Regions from separate parts of the Homo sapiens genome. Here region 1 is linked to region 2. Evidence: read pairs that join two places in POLR2A ChIA-PET (ENCODE). Cell type or tissue: PC-9. All regions are shown on one strand.

Region 1 (2,500 bases), 460 kb before region 2:
ACTTCTGCTGTTCCCGTTTGGTCAGTGCCACTGGAAAGGGATTGGGGAGGGAGGAGTGACCTTAGGTGAGAGAGATTCTAAGTGTTCCTTGGGGTCAGCCAGGTCTACTTTTGTGTCTTCTAGACAGTGCCACTCACACTAGTGTTGACAGATCAACTTTAAAAAAATTTTAGTCTATGTGGATTGATACTTTTGTAAAATAAAAAGAATTAATAGGAAAAGAAACTGAAAAAGACATACAGAATATAAACTCTAACTTTTTATCATTACATTCAACAGATATAAAATTTGTCCGTTGCCATAAAAGTTTCTAAACTCTTATTCTCAATGTCTGTACTACAGGCAGTGCATTTGACTGCAGACTAATAAACTAGTCCTGGACTGGTACACTTCAAGAGCAGTGACCTAAGAAGAAAGTTTGTTAAGCAAATTAGTAGAATAAACAGGATATTTTTAGAATATTTACCTGAATTTTTTTTTTTTTTTTGAGACAGAGTCTCGCTCTGTCACCCATACTGGAGTGCAGTGGCACGATCTCGGCTCACTGCAAGCTCCGCCTCCCAGGTTCAAGCGATTCTCCTGTCTCAGCCTCCCGAGTAGCTGGGACTACAGGTGCCCACCACCACGCCCGGCTAATTTTTGTGTTTTAGTAGAGATGGGGTTTCATCATATTGGTCAGGCTGGTCTCAAACTCCTGACCTCAGGTGATCCACCCGCCTCAGCCTCCCAAAGTGCTGGGATTACAGGCGTGAGCCACCGTGCCTTCTGGCCCATTTTACCTGATTTAAGAGTAAAAATAATCTCTTCTCATTTAAAATGCTTCCATCTTTTCAGTAAAGTTCCATATTGGGAGGCAGGGATGTAAAAATATACCAATAACTGAAGCCATTATAGTTGTGAGGGGTCCCTAAGTCTAACTCTAAACTGGTGGCAGTACTTGGAAAAACAGGTGCTTTTACTTCCTCTGTTGTTTCTGAGAAACATTACGTATTTTTTAATTTATATTAGGCTATTTTCTCTGTTAATTTCTGGCCAGCCTTTAAATTGATCTGTGTATTTCAGCGCATAATTTTAGGTATATTCTTTCAGGGGAAAGTTCCCTAAGTGGTTGTTGCTGTCATTTGTCTTGCTATGTCATCTAGCCTGAAGTGCAGTGGTGCAATCCTAGTTAACTGTCACCTTGAATTCCTGGGCTCAAGCAGTCTTCCCACCTCAGCCTCCTGAATAACTGGGACTACAGGCATGCACCACCACACCTAGCTGATTTTTTATTTTTCTTAAGCAAACTAAAAAAAAAAAAAGTCTCAAGAGTTGAATATGCTGATACAGTAATTATGTATAACTTAATTGTTCGTATTTCAAATTGGATTTTTGTTCTCTAGCTGCCAGTTATATCTTATTTTATATTTGTAGGTTTTTTTTTTGTTTTTTTTTTTGTGGCTGTCTTCCTCGTTCTGAGATGAATGGCATGTGGTGTTCTCTCAGGCCAGGATTCTCTTTCCCTGCCATCCGAGCCGCTCAGAAGCTGCCTTCCTCAGACAGCCTGTCCGTGGCCATCGTCCCAGGCCCCGCTGCTCACTCGCAGCACTCGGCTGAGCTGCCTTCAGCCTGCCTTGCTGTACAGCGGCCGCTCCCCTCCACTGGCCGCTTTTCTCCTCGCTCCAGTCAGGACTCCCTTTTGTTTTGTATCATGCTTTGTATTACACTTTTCAAGGCTCTTTCATGTATATATTCTCTTATTTCATCCTCCAGACAATCCCATGAGGTTGGTAGAACAGAGATTCTCATCTCCGTTTTAACTGAGGTGAGGCTGGGAGAGTGTCCGCATGGCATGCACCCTCATTCCTTTGCCCTGGGGCTCCCAGAACTACTTGTTACCGCTCAGGTCCAGACTTCTACATGTGCAAGGTTTTGAGTTTGCTCAAAGACGCCTGTAATTTTGAGGTCCTCTTTTCTACTCATTACTTATATTTGTTATTGGAAAGTCCAACATTAGAATACTTGGTTCGATGTCACAGGCCTCTTTGGAAGAAAGAAATCTTCAGAACCTGAGGGGGCGGTCAGTAGAGAACTAGAGCCGGGAGCCCCAGAGGGCCACACAGCGTGAACTGGGTGTCTTGAGGGACAAGTTCTGCTTCAGGGTTAGTTGTCTCCACTGGAGATTTTCAGACAAGAGTGGGAGGGGGTGGGTTTCCCTTATTTCACCAATAAAAGCCCAGCATATTGGGATGCCACAGGACATTTCTCATGAAGAAAAGAATCCTTCTTGAAAGTGGGGAGGGCACATTGAAAAATCACTTTTCACCCAAGTGAGAAATCATTTGCTTTTGACTCTCTCTCCCCATCCCCTTAATGGTCAAACAGACCTGGGTTCCAAATCCAGCCCTGCCACTTACTTAGGTAGGTATGGTGACGTTGGTCAAGTTATTTAACTTCCCTAAACTTGTTTTCTCATCTGTAAAATGGGTAAAATATTGTCCACTTTGGAGCATTATTGTTA
Region 2 (2,500 bases):
AGGAGAATTGCTTGAACCTGGAAGGCAGAGGTTGCAGTGAGCCGAGATTGCGCCACTGCACTCTAGCCTGGGCAACAGAGTGAGACTCCATCTCAAAAAAAAAAAAGAAAAAGAAAAAAGAATTTGAAAATAGCTTGAGAGACTAGAGAAGAAGTGAACTGATTTATTTTATATTTATGTATCTTATTTTTTGGCTTGTTGACCAGAAGTGAATTGATATGAATAAGCACACTTGCAAAATAAATGGGTTATTTATTTATTTATAGAGACAGGGTCTTGCTTTGTTTCCCAGGCTAGAGTACAGTGGCACCATCATAGCTCACTACTGCTGCTGGCAACTTCTGGGCTCAACGGGTCCTCCTGTCTTGACCTCCCAAAGTGCTGGGATTATAGGCATGAGCCGTCATGCCTGGCCCCCTAATTATTTAGATAGCCCTGTAGACCTGATTTCTTGTGGCTGAAGGTCTCTCAAATTGATTCTCAGTAGGCTTCATAAATAAAAGGGAACTTACACTGGAGGATCTTTATGCTGAATTGGCTTAGAATAAGTAGAAATTGCTAGGAATGTTTTATTTTTGTTTATTTAATTTGCTAAATCTGCTTTAGATATGAGCCTTGTAACTGGATTTCTTAAAAGTGTCCTTATGATTGAATCTATTTGTGGTGTTTGGATTGATTATTTTAAGTTCCTACTATGTACCAGACGTTTGCTACTTGTTTTAACTTGCTGTTTAATCTCTTTGAAGAAGGAACTGTTTCCTCCATTTTTATAGAAGAGAAAATTGAAACTTAAAGAGATTAGAGAACTCTCCTTCAGTCTAGGCAGAGCTGGGATTCCATTTCAGGACTGTTATGCTACACCAAATAAATGCTTGCTGCGTTAAAGAATGACTTAACAGTGAACACCTTAAGTCTTCATTGCCCAGTTACGTGAATGGAAGAAAGGCTGAGCAGTGAATTACAAACACTCTCTCCTCTAGTCTTCTGGCAGTGTTCCTTTACCTAATTCTGTGTCCTCAAACGCCCTGTTTTCTTTAGGTGATTATATTATTTGTTTCTTTTAAGCTTGCCTGTCTGCTTGTTCTTCTGAACAGTTCCCTTCAAATGTTACACCATCCACCCACATCTGTATTTCAGTATTTTATTGTGTCCTTTCATTGAGACTCTAATTTGGGTGAAAATTCTCCAAACTACATTTCTTTTTAGCATATTCTATTTTTGTCACCTAGAATCAGCCTCCCAGCTGACTTTTTCCCATAGATACGTAACAACCACCTGCTTTAACATTTTCTATCTTCCACTTAACAAAAATATTACTGTTGATAAATAATGAATACTTAGCATGTATAACTGTGCAAATAAAATGGGAGGAATGTGTATCGGGAAGATTTGAGGGGAGTGTGGATAAAAAACTGTTTGAAAATACCAGCTGTTGAATTTTATAGTGTTACTCTTTTTATTTTTATTTTTTAGTTTTATTATTACTATTTTTTGAGATGGAGTTTCGCTTTGTCGCCAGGCTGGAGTGCAGTGACGTGATCTTGGCTCACTGCAACCTCTATCTCCTGGGTTCAAGCGATTCTCCTGCCTCAGCCTCCCGAGTAGCTGGAACTAGAGGCGCGCGCCAGCCAATTTTTGTATTTTTAGTAGAGACAGGGTTTCACCATGTTGGCAAGGATGATCTCGATCTCTTGACCTCATGATCTTCCTGCCTCGGCCTCCCAAAGTGCTGGGATTACAGGCGTGAGCTACTGCACCCAGCCTATTATTATTTTTTAATTGAGACTTGTCTTACTTTCACCCAGGCTGGAGTGTAGTGGTGCAATCTTGCCTCACTGGAGCCTCCGCCTCCTGGGCTCAATCGATCCTCCCACCTCAGCCTCCTGAGTAGCTGGGACCACAGGCACTCGCTACCGTGCCCAGCTAATTTTTTCTATTTTTGGTAGAGACAGGGTTTTGCCACGTTGTCCAGGCTGGCCTCGGCTTCCCAAAGCGTTGGGATTACAGGCATGAGCCACCACGTGCAGCCTATAGTGTTATTCTTTAGTAGTTCCTAAAAGGCTTGTGTTAGATGTTTATAGCTGATAGTTGTGGTTTGAATCTGTGTCCCCAGCCAAATCTTGTGTCGAATTGTCATCCCCAGTGTTGGAGGTGGGGGCCCATGATTGGATCATGGGGGTGGATATCCCCCTTGGTGCTATTTTCATGATAGTGAGTGAGCTCTCGGGCGATCGGGTCGTCTAAAAGTGTGTAGCACCTCCCTCTTGTCTCTCTTGCTCCTCCTCTGGCCATGTTATATGTGCTTGCTTTCCCTTTGCCTTCCACCATGATTATAAGTTTACTGAGGCCTCCCTAGAAGCTGAGCAGATGCCAGCATCATGCTTCCTGTACAGCCTGCAGAACCTTGAGCCATTGAAACCTCTTCTCTTTATAAATTACCTAGTCTCATCTCAGGTATTTCCTTCTTTCTTTCTTTCTTTCTTTCTTTCTTTCTTTCTTT

Evidence for each region. Peaks named below come from ENCODE experiments on the same cell type or tissue, not always from the same donor. Only the 100,000 strongest peaks of a DNase experiment are listed, where the experiment ranks them.
Region 1: POLR2A ChIA-PET joins it to region 2 with 5 read pairs; 2 of 35 experiments call an interaction of 5 or more read pairs at or near these places.

What each region holds. Positions count from the first base shown.
Region 1 is chr14:102,191,711-102,194,210 of GRCh38, forward strand. The region is part of intron 1 of WDR20 (WD repeat domain 20); the gene reads left to right. Among named protein-coding and RNA genes, the nearest start is that of WDR20, 53 kb to the left of the region's middle. In PC-9, no CTCF peak of the experiment used is centred here; a DNase peak (open chromatin) is centred at 1,157; H3K27ac peaks cover 1,015 bases.
Region 2 is chr14:102,651,459-102,653,958 of GRCh38, forward strand. All of the region lies in intron 2 of RCOR1 (REST corepressor 1), which reads left to right. Among named protein-coding and RNA genes, the nearest start is that of RCOR1, 60 kb to the left of the region's middle. RefSeq lists an enhancer at 1,810-2,309. In PC-9, no CTCF peak of the experiment used is centred here; no DNase peak of the experiment used is centred here; H3K27ac peaks cover 1,098 bases.